Linked DNA regions of Homo sapiens: region 2 is linked to region 1. A link is a contact called in ENCODE Hi-C or POLR2A ChIA-PET data. All regions are on one chromosome and are shown on one strand. Each heading gives the region's core, a stretch centred on a gene start or an enhancer-like site at or near the end of the contact. The rest is flanking DNA. Distances are from core to core; before and after follow the strand shown.

The links. Hi-C counts contacts between places; a loop is a spot of excess contacts on that map. ChIA-PET counts read pairs that join two places held with the same protein, here RNA polymerase II (POLR2A). Pooled maps may share reads with other maps.
Region 2: a pooled map shows a loop between it and region 1 (4-fold over the local background). The contact joins the enhancer-like site here to the promoter of NDUFS5 in region 1. A Hi-C loop is called at or near these places in 10 of 50 pooled maps. POLR2A ChIA-PET finds 5 or more read pairs at or near these places in 11 of 52 experiments (A673, CD4-positive, alpha-beta memory T cell, GM10248 and 7 more).

What each region holds. Positions count from the first base shown.
Region 1 is chr1:39,023,143-39,028,932 of GRCh38, forward strand. NDUFS5 (NADH:ubiquinone oxidoreductase subunit S5) reads left to right here and starts at 3,208. Exons shown (of 3, transcript NM_004552.3): 1 at 3,208-3,260; 2 at 5,581-5,790. The coding sequence starts at 5,583. RefSeq lists enhancers at 3,040-3,289, 3,149-3,735, 3,736-4,321 and a silencer at 5,092-5,257.
Region 2 is chr1:39,181,155-39,186,944 of GRCh38, forward strand. It overlaps a transcript of MACF1 not described here. Among named protein-coding and RNA genes, the nearest start is that of MACF1, 21 kb to the right of the region's middle. RefSeq lists enhancers at 1,987-3,186, 2,427-2,941, 2,696-2,965, 2,942-3,455. Within about 2 kb of position 2,722, at least 27 of the 41 ENCODE cell types and tissues checked have a DNase peak (open chromatin) inside an H3K27ac peak, as active enhancers do; they include A673 and Panc1, where a contact is called at or near this core.

The DNA.
Region 1 (5,790 bases), core at 1,958-4,457:
TTGAGCAAACATTCCACTTGGCAGGTGCCAAACCATCATGCCCAGATCAGCTGCAGAGCTTTCAATGGGAATTTTAAACAAGCAGGATGAAGATCCTGAAGCATTTCTTTGAAGAATTGTAATAGGAGATGAAACATGGCTTTACCAGTACAATCCTAAAGACAATGCACAATCAAAGCAATGGCTACCAAGAGGTGGAAGTGTCTGGTCAAAGCAAAAGTGGACCAGTCAAGAGCAAAGGTCATGTCATTCGTTTTTTTTTTTTTAATGTTCAAGGCATTTTGTTTATTGACTTTCTGGAGGGCCAAAGAACAATAACATCTGCTTATTATGAGAGTGTTTTGAGAAAACTAGCAAAAGTTTTAGCAGAAAAATGCCTGGGAAAGCTTCACCAGAGTCATTCTCCGCTATAACAATGTTCCTGCTCATTTCTCTCAGCAAACAAGGGCAATTTTGCAAGAGTTTTGATGGGAAATCATTAGGCATCCACCTTACAGTACTGATCTGGCTCCTTCTGACTTCCTTTTGCCTTTTTTTTTTTTTTTTTTGGAGACAGAGTTTTGCTTTTGTTGCCCAGGCTGGAGTGCAATGGTGCGATCTCGGCTCCCTGCAACCTCTGCCTCTCCAGTTCAAGCGATGCTCCTGCCTCAGCCTCCTAAGTAGCTGGGATTACAGGTGCCTGCCACCACACCTGGCTAATTTTTTGTATTTTTAGTAGAGACAGGGTATCACCATGTTGGTCAGGCTGGTCTTGAACTCCTGAACTCAGGTGATCTGCCTGCCTCAGCCTCCCAAAATGCTGGGATTACAGGCATTAGCCACTGCACCTGGCCCTTGTTTTCTAATCTTAAAAAACTCTTTCAAGGGCACCCCATTTTTTCTTAGGTTAATAATGTATAAAAGAGGCTGCCTTATCCTTACAAGCAGCCTGCCCTCAACTCTCTCTCAGAGTGTTAAAAAAAAATGTATAAAAGGGCCAGGCATGGTGGCTCATGCCTGTAATCTCAGCACATTGGGAGGCCCAGGCAGGAGGATCACTTGAGCCCAGGAGCTGGAGACCAGCCTGGGAAACATAAAGAGATACTGATCTCCACAAAAAATTTTTTTAAAGAATTAGCTTGGCCGGGCGCAGTGGTTCACGCCTGTAATCCCAGCACTTTGGGAGGCTGAGGCGGGCAGATCACGAAGTCAACAGATCTAGACCATCCTAGCCAATATGGTGAAACCTCGTCTCTACTAAAAAAAAATACAAAAATCAGCTGGGAGTGGTGGCGCACACCTGTAGTCCCAGCTATTCAGGAGGCTGAGGCAGGAGAATCGCTTGAACCTGGGAGGTGGAGGTTGCAGTGAGCCAAGATTGCACCACTGCATTTCAGCCTGGTGACAGAGTGAAGCTCTGTCTCAAAAAAAAAAAAAAAAAAAGAATTAGCTGGGCACAGTGGCATGTCTGTAGTCCCAGCTACTTGGGAGGCTAAGCAGGAGGATTGCTTGAGCCCTGGAGTTTGAGGCTGCAGTGATCTATGATAGCACTACTGCACTCCAGCCTGGGTGATGGAGTGAGACCCTATCTCAAATAAAATAATAATTATAATAAAGACTGCCAGGCACATGGTGGCATGCACATGTGGTCCCAGCTATTTGGGAGGCTGAGGTGGGAGGATCACCAGAGCCCAGGGAGGTTGAGGCTGCAGTGAACTGTGATTGCACCACTGCACTCCAGCGGGGCAATGGGAGTGAGAATCTGTCTCAAAAGTAATAATTATATATATATATATTTATATATATATATATATATATATATATATATATATATATATATATGTTCTAGTATTTTCCTCCCATACCTCCAATGTATAATATCTCATGCACCCTGTGGTCCACCCCCCAAAGACATACACACAACACTTTAGAGTCTCTGATGTAGTCAAAGGGAGTCATTGGAGGTTCTGGAACAGATGACAGGCATGGTAGCAGTTGATTCACAAACTGAAAGCTGAGACATCAAAGAACTGCGACTGCCTTGGAATGTTTCCCATGTGCTAGCCACCGCCTCAGTGCTTTATACATAAATCAGTTAATCCCTATAGCAAGCCTCCATTGTGAATACCATAATTATCTTAACAGACGAGGAGACTGAGGCACAATGAAGTTAAGAAACTTTCCTAGAGTCACACGAAATTGGTGGGGGCCTACTTTTTTTTTTTTTTTTTTTTTTTTTTTTTTTTTTTTTTGAGACTGAATCTAGCTCTGTCGCCAGGCTGGAGTCCAGTGGCGCGATCTCACCTCACTGCAACCTCCGCCTCCCGGATTCAAGCGATTCTCCTGCCTCGGCCTCCCCCCACTAGCTGGGATTACAGGCACTCGCTGCCACACCCAGCTAATTTTTGTATTTTTAGTAGAGACAGGGTTTCACCATATTGGCCAGGATGGTCTCGATCTCCTGAGCTTGTGATCCGCCCACCTCGGCCTCCCATAGTGCTGGGATTACAGGCCTGAGCCACTGCGCCCGGCTGGGGGCCTACATTTGACCCCACGTGGTGGTTTGGGCTCATAGTCCATGTGCTTAACCACTAGTGGGTAGGCAGGGAGCCAGTGTTCTTTCTCTCCTGTGACTTTGGTGAAGTCTCTCACCACTCAGTGTTGTCGTGAGCATGCTAGGCAGAGTGCAAGAAAGGAGCAAGAACTCACTAATGGCTAGGCCTTCCCTGTGTCTCTGTAATTGATGGGTTTGGGTTTTTTTTCCTTTCTCTCTCTCTACCTCCTCTCTCTCTTCTTCATCCTCTCTCTCTCACTCTCCCCCTGAGATAAGGTCTTGCTCTGTTGCCAGGGCTGGAATGCAATGGAATGGTGTGATCATGGCTCACTACAGCCTCAATCTCCTGGGCTCAAGGGATCCTCCCACCTCAACCTCCTGAGTAGCTGGAACCACAGGCATGCACCACCTCGCCCGGCTAATTTTTTATTTTTTGTAGAGAGGGGAGTTTCGCCATGTTGCCCAGGCTGTTTTCGAACTCCTGGGCTGAAGTGATCTTCCTCCCTCAGCCTTCCAAGGTGCTGGGATTGCAGACGTCAGCCACCGTACCAGGCCAACGGGCTCGGTTTCTATGGTTTTGTGGGGAGACGGCTGAGGGAAGGTCGGCTTCCGGCGTCGCGCTGCAAACGTCTCGCTGAGGTCATCCTTTACGGCAGGCGTCCGCGTCGCTAGCTAGTCGTTCTGAAGCGGCGGCCAGAGAAGAGTCAAGGGCACGAGCATCGGGTAGGTAGGGGCTGCTTATGTCCGCGCGGCAGCTTAGCTTAAGGACCTTCCTTCCGAGGTCTCTTTAACAGATTTCCTCTTGGCTTGCTGTGTGTCCCCTTCTCCCAGACCTGAACTCAGGGCGTGTTCCCTGCCCTCCCAGGCCGCTTCACCTCCACAGCTAATGGCACCGAAGCCTGGAGATTGCCGCTCTCTCCACTTTCCACATTTGTTTAGGTTTTTGCCGGACTAATGTTTTGGCTTTCTGTTTCTTAACCTAAAGTCTACGATCCTTATCCCAGCTTTCCAGGCTCTGCGTGATTTCGGCCCCGCCGGCCTCCTGAGCTCATTTCATTCTTTTCACCGTCATGCACGCTGCGCTCCATTGTCCCCCAAACATAGCCAGCACTTCCGGCTGTAACTCCGGGCTGTTGCCCAACTGGAACACTCTGCCCACTGATCTTCACTTGGCGAACTCGCAAGCCATGTTAAAGGCATTTTCAAGTCTCCGGGCAGAGTTCGTGCTTCCTCCTTCGAGCTCTTACCCACTCGTGTTCCTTGCAGTGTATTCGCAATTCCGAGTGTGTGTCTCTGGTGCTTACGTTGGAGCTGCTTTCCCCCGCATCTGAGTGCCTGGAACGTAACTACTCAGTAAATGATGACTGAGGGATGGGAAGGAACTTAAGAAGTTAAATTCACCTTTTTGTTGAGATGGAGTTTCGCTCTTGTTGCCCAGGCTGGAGTGCAGAGTGGCGCGATCTCGGCTCACTGCAGCCTCTGCCTCCCGGATTCAAGCGATTCTCCTCCCTGAGACTCCCGAGTAGCTGGGATTACAGGCATGCGCCCCCACGCCCGGCTAATTTTGTATTTTTTTAGTAGAGAGAGGGTTTCGCCATGTTGGTCAGGCTGGTCTTGAACTCGCGGCCTCAGGTGATCCGCCCGCCTCGGCCTCCCAAGGTGCTGGAATTACAGGCGTGAGCCACTGCGCCCAACTAAATTCACCTTTAAATCTACCATGAGTACACATTTATATTGATATTTGTGGGTGTGCGCGCGCTTCCTTTCAGTCATTTTAGGCAGTCAGGGTTTGTTTTTGTGTGTGTGTTTTTACATTTAACATTATTATGTATTTGCATGTAAATTTTTTTCCCTACTGTCTGTAATAGTCTACAAAGTAAGTCTTAACCCATTTCTTTCGCTCTGGTTTTTTTTTTTTTTTGAGACAGGATCTCGCTTTGTTGCCCAGGATGGAGTGCAGTGGCCAGGTCATAGCTCACTGAAGCCTTGAACTCCTGGCCTCAGTCTCCTGCCTCAGCCTTAGGAGTAGCTGGGACTACAGGCGCACATACCACCACAAGTGCCTTTTTTTTTTTTTTTTTTTTTTTTTGAGACAGAGAACCTGACCAAAGGATCCAAATTCTTTTTTTCTTCTTCTTCTTTTTTTTTTTTTTTTTTTTTTGAGACAGAGTCTCGCTCTGTCGCCCAGGCTGGAGTACAATGGCGGATCTTGGCTTATTGCAACCTCTGTCTCCCCAGTTCAAGCAGTTCTCCTGTCTCAGCCTCCCGAATAGTTGGGATTACAGGCATGTGCCAACACGCCCAGCTAATTTTTTTGTATTTTTAGTAGAGACGGGATTTCACCATATTGGCCAGGCTGGTCTTGAACTCCTGACCTCAGGTAATCCACCCGCCTTGGCCTCCCAAAGTTCTGGGATTACAGGCATGAGCCACCGCGCCTGGCCCACAAGTGGCTGATTTAAAAAAAAAATTTAGGCCAGGTGCAGTGGCTCACACCTGTAATCCCAGCACTTTGGGAGGCCAAGGCGGGCGGATCACCTGAGGTCAGGAGTTCAAGACCAGCCTCGCCAACATGCTGAAACCCCATCTCTACTAAAAATACAAAAATTAGCTGGGCGTGGTGGTGCGCACCTGTAGTCCCAGCTACTTGGGAGGCTGAGGCAGGAGAATCGCTTGAACCCTGGAGGAGGAGGTTGCAGTGAGCCAAGATTGCACCATGCGCTGCAGCCTGGGTAACAGACGGAGACTCCATCTCACGTGGTAGGTGAGCCACCGCTCCTGACCGAGAAAGGATTTCTATGCATTGTTCTTTAGTTATAGTTCTCTTTTCCTTGAGTTTTGAAAAAGCGCAAAAACTGCTTATCTGCCATAAACTGGAAGAACCTATTTAATGAAAAAGTTTGGTGAGAAGAAATCAGGAGAATAATATCAAACAGTGTTCTAGAGGGCTACTTAGCATGATTATCTAATTTTTTCTTAGAAATTTCTCAGTTGATTGCCCTCTTGTGGTATTTTATTTACTTATTTTTTTAAATCTTCCATTACAGCCATGCCTTTCTTGGACATCCAGAAAAGGTTCGGCCTTAACATAGATCGATGGTTGACAATCCAGAGTGGTGAACAGCCCTACAAGATGGCTGGTCGATGCCATGCTTTTGAAAAAGAATGGATAGAATGTGCACATGGAATCGGTTATACTCGGGCAGAGAAAGAGTGCAAGATAGAATATGATGATTTCGTAGAGTGTTTGCTTCGGC
Region 2 (5,790 bases), core at 1,472-3,971, 160 kb after region 1:
GCCTTGGCCTTCCAAAGTGCTGGGATTATAGGCGTGAGCCACTGCGCTGGGCCAGTAATCAGTATCTTTTTAGCATATTACTTATTTTGGGGGGATCCTCCAAATCAGGGGTCTCCAGTGTGCTAAATATTTGATAGAGCATAGGGAAATTTGAGTATTTTAGTTTCCGAGTATTAGTAAAGAGTGGCTCACATTGCCTTTTACTTTATACGTTCATGCATTGGAAGACTTAATATTGTTAAGATGGCAGCACTCCCCAAACTGATCTATAGATTCAATGCAATCCCTGTCAGAATCCCAGTGGGGTTTTTTCTTCTTCTTTCTTCTCCTCCTCCTCCTCTTCCTCTTATTCTTCGTCTTCCTCTTCCTCCTCCTCCTCTTCTTCCAGAAATTGGCAAGCTGCTCCTGAAATTCATGTGAAAATGCAAGGGACCCAGAATAGTCAAAACAATCTTGAAAAAGAACAAAATTGGAGGACTCACACTTCCAGATTTGAAAACTTACTACAAAGCTACAGTAATTAAGACAGGATGGTACTGGCATAGGGATAGACATATAGATCAATGGAATAGAATTGAGAGTCTAAAAATAAACCCTTACATTTATGGTAAATTGATTTGTGATAAAGGTGCCAAGACAATTCAATGTAGAAAGAATTGTCTTTTCAACAAATTATACTGGGACAACTGGATATCCATATACAAAAGAATGAAATTGGCCAGGCGTTGTGGCTCACGCCCATAATCCCAGCACTTTAGCAGGCAGAGGTAGGTGGATCACGAGATCAGGAGTTCGAGACCAGCCTGGCCAACATTGTGAAACCCCATTTCTACTAAAAATACAAAAATTAGCTGGATGTGGTGGCGGGCACCTGTAATCCCAGCTACTCGGGAGGCTGAGGCAGGAGAATCGCTTGAACCCGGGAGGCAGAGGTTGCAGTGAGCTGAGATGACGCCATTGCACTCCAGCCTGGGCAACAGAGCAAGACTCCACCTTAAAAAAAAAAAAAAAAAGAATTTAAACCCTGACCTCACACAACATATAAAACTTAACTCAAAGTGGAACATAGACCTACATATAAGAGCTAAAATTACAAAACTATTAGAAGAAAACTTAGGGGTAAATCTTTGTGACCTTGGATTAGGTAGTGGTTTCTTGTAGCTAACACTGAAAGTATACACAAAAAAGAAAAAAATAGAGAAATTATACTTGATCAAAATGTAAAACCTTTGTGCTTCAAAGGACACTACCTAGAAAATGAAGACACCTCACAGAATGGGAGAAAATATTTGCAAATCATATATCTAATAAGGGACTTATATCCAAAATATATAAAGAATTCTTTGAACTCAACAGTAAAAAGAAAACCCAATAAAAAAATGGGCAAAGGATTTATATAGCCATTTCTTCAAAGAAGATATACAAATGGCTAATAAGCACATGAAAAGATGCTTAGATGCTTAACATCATTAGTTATTATGGAAATGCTAATCAAGATCACAATGAGATACCACTTCATACCCACTAGAATGGCTTTAATAAAAAAGAGAGTGAGGATGTGGAGAAATTGGAACACCCCCAACATTGCTGGTGGGAATATAAAATGGTGCACCTGCTTTAGAAAACAGTTTGGTGGTTCTTCAAAAAGTAGAGTTGCCACATGACCCAGCAATTCCAAAGTATATATCCAAAAGAAATATTATATTCATAGAATATAGAAAACATATATTCATAGAAAACTCGTACATAAATGTTCATAGCAGCATTATTCATAGTAGCCCCAAAGCAGAAACAGCTGAAACATCTATCAACTGATGAATGGATAAACACACTGTGGCATATCCATACAACAGAATATTATTTGTCAGTGAAAAGGAATGAAGTACTGATTGATGCTAACATGGATCAACCTTGAGAACATTAGACTAAGTGAAAGAAGCCAGACACAAAAGGCTTGTATGATTCCATTTATACCATTTATACATAATAGGCAAATCCATAGAGACCATAAGTAGATTAGTGGTTGCTAGGGGTTGAGGAGGGGCGAATGGGAAGTGACTGCTAATTGATATAGGGTTTCTTCAGGGGGTGATGGAATGTTCTAAAGTTAGATAATGGTGATGGTTGAACAACTCTGTGAACATACTGATACTTAAATATCCATTGAATTGTTTACCTAAAAAGGGTGAATTTATGTTAACCAAATCTCAGTGAAGCTGTTATAAAAATATTAGGCTGATTTGTAGGTATGAATAGTATTTGTCTGTTTGTATTGGGCCCCTTATTGCTGCCACTGAGAATCTTGAAGTTGTCTTGAATATTTTGCTTCAGAACTGTCACTGTCTTGAGCAGGCAAGTTACTGTTGCCCCAAATCTTCAAGGTGAGAAACAGGTTTGCAATCATTTTTTTGCAGGAGAATACATGATGGCACTTTATATCAGGAAGCGAACTTTTAAGGTGAGCACTCTGAAGTTGAAGCATTTCCAAGTTTTAAGTGGGACTGTGCCCTACCTTAGTTCTTACTTCATCCTTTAAACTGTGTGTCACACTGGAGTAGGCAGTTTCCCAGCCCCATACCCAGCTCCACCAAGATCCTCACTTCTTTCATCATTTGCCCATTTTTCCCCAGGCTATGTTTGATCTTGCTCTGAGGCCTTCTTTCTTGGGAGGTATAGCGAGAGTAGCTGCAGAAACCTCTGGGTGGCACCCTGCCCCCACAGGATTACCAAAGAATGACATGTGTGGAAGAGGCTCAGGCCTGTGTTGGCAGGAAGAAGTGACTCATTTTTCATCAAAGGAATTTCAAAGAACATATAATGACAGGATGATGTCACAGGAGCAGGTGGAGACAGGAACCTTGATTGAGCTGCTGGAAGATATTAAATGGTGTGGCTGCCTGGGCAGTCAGAATGATTGACCAGCATAAATCACAGGAAACATCACCTGTTTTTTAGTTCCTATTTCATGAGCCCTGGTGTGGGCAGTGCTGTTCATGTGCCCTCAGAGCATATGGTTGAGTCTATGCATGTCTTGGGTATACTGTGTTTGTATCTGGGTGAGATGGCTCACAACATCCTGTGCTAGTCATGGACTTCTTTTTCATGCAGGGCGGCGTGTGTGGGTTCCTGCACTGTGTGCCTCAGTTCTATAGCTAGCAGGGTCTGTGTCTTGGAAATGAGCCTCACATGGTCATACTGGCTGGTTTGAAGGCATGACATTTCCTCTGACATATTTAGAGAGGGGAACTTGCCTTGACATCAGAAGGTCAGATCTCAGAATTTTTTACCTTATTGCCAAAAGTACCCTAGTTCCATCTAGTATTTTGGCAAGAGCTAGATCTTTGCTCAAAGCCCAGTTAAGTCTTGTGGTGGTGGTGTTTTTCTTCTTTGAGTAGAGGGCCCTCCAATGGTGTTGTATGGTTGAAGCTGATAAGGTGAGGCGGAGTGTGGTGGCGGGATGGAGAGTTTCAGTCAGGATAAGTCTTAGTATCTTTTCATATCGCAAAGCAGTAAAGTTGGTTAGGTTATTCAGGCTGTTATTTATATTAAGATTGTGAAAGAGTGCTCCTGGTCATCATCATGCACCTACCAGAGTCTGTGTGATTATGAGGTTGGAGGCTAAATTAGCCATTTACACAAAGATAAAAGAGAGGCTAGCATTGATAATATTCTGCCTCAGGTTTCAGGCCTCTCAAGGAAGGTCTTAGGAGAGATGGCTTAGCAATATCAATTGCTGCCTTTGTGCTTATAACTCGTTCATCTGAAGATGGCCTGGAAAAAGGGACTTTTAGGCTGCATAGGACACCACCAAAAAAGTAGAAGATACTACCTCTCTTTAAGATGTATCAGGGCTGGTGCTGGGCGTGGTGGCACACGCCTGTAATCCCAGCACTTTGGGAGGCCGAGGCAGGTGGATCACGAGGTCAGGAGATCGAGACCATCCTGGCTAACACGGTGAAACCCCATCTCTACTAAAAATACAAAAAAATTAGCTGGGCGTGGTGGCGGGTGCCTGTAGTCCCAGCTACACGGGAGGCTGAGGCAGGAGAATGGCATGTACCTGGGAGGTGGAGCTTGCAGTGAGCCGACATGGCACCACTGCACTCCAGCCTGGGCGACAGAGCGAGACTCCGTCTCAAAAAAAAAAAAAACAAAAAAGGAAAAAGAAAAGAAAAAGATATATCAGAAGAGCTGGGCATGGTAGCTCACACCTGTAGTTCTAGCTACTCGGGAGGCTAAGGCAGGAGGATTGCTTGAGCCCAGGAGTTCAAGGCTATAGAATAGTGCCATGATTGTGCCTGTGTAGTCACTGTACTCCAGCCTGGACAGCATAGAGGCCCAGTTTCTTTAAAAAAAAAAATTTTTTTTTTAAATAAACCCAAGATATATCAGAAGCAAGAAGGAAAAGTTAAAAAACAACAACTATAATTTGAAAGGGAGGAAGGAAAGCTTTATTTATTTCTTGACACAGTCTTTAATTGTTACGTTCTTCTGGCTGATCATGAGTTTTGTTTTTAGACAATATTACTAGGTACACTGTAGGATGTAAACAGATCTTTGGAGTAGGATAAGAAGGAAATGAGTCAGATAACTTACTTCTTAGAGAAGGGTGCTGGACTTTCCGGGGGCTTAGTTAGCAATATTCCTCCTCCCTGCTAGCAGCCATCTCCCTGTATCTCTTCATGAAATAACAAATCATTAGAAGAGATTTTTAACCTGAAGTGCTGAAGGACCCAGGGAAGAAAGTTCCCTAGGGTGTATTTGATTTGGGAGCCCCCTGAGGGTAATCTGTGGTGATGCTGTTTCAGAAGTCACCACCTGACTCGTTGTCAGATGAGTCTGAGCCCAAGACTCGTACCTGCCACATAATATATACAGGTCCTCTCTCCCTTTGGTTATGAGCTAAAGGCCTTTAATCATGAGGTAGAGGAGTGGATAAGGGAGAAATATCTGAAACCCAATTAACCAGATTCCAGAATGTTAAGGGAATCCATGTGGGGGCTGGGATTCTGAACATCTCTCTCTCTCTCTCTCTCTCTCTCTCTCTCTCTCTCTCTCTCTGTGTGTGTGTGTGTGTGTGTGTGTGTGTGTGTTTTGGTGGGGGGTGAAATGACTTTTTTTTTTTTTTAATTTGAGACAGAGTCTCACTCTGTCACCAGGCTGGAGTGCCGTGGCATGCTCGGCTCACTGCAACCACCAACTCCCTGGTTCAAATGATTCTCCTGCCTCAGCCTCCCGAGTAGCTGGGATTACAGGCACGCGCCACCACGCCCGGCCTAGAAATGACTTTTTTAGGGGCTCACCTATAGGATAAAATCCAAACTCATCTTGTCATTTAAGATCTTTCATAATCCAGTCCAACTTTCTATAACATTAAATCAAAATTATACATGTTCTTACTTTAAAAGGTTAAAATATTACTATAAGGCATATGACAAAAATAATCTGTATTTTCCACTATTTTTTTTTAAGAGACAGGGTCTCACTCTTCCACCCAGGCTGGAGTGCAGTGGTGTGATCATGGCTCACTGCACCCTTGAACTCCTGGGCTCAAGGGATCTTCCCACCTCAGCTTCCTGAGTAGCTTAGACTATAGGTGTGTACCACTGCGCCTGGCTAATTTTTTTTTCTTTTTGTAGAGTTGGGGGTCTTGTTTTGTTCTCCAGGCTAGTCTCAAACTCCTGGCCTCAAATGATGCTCCTACCTTGGCCTCCCAGAGTGCTGGGATTGCAGGTGTGGGCCCCCACACCTGGGCCACATTTCTGTTTCTTTTTTTTCTGCACACACAAA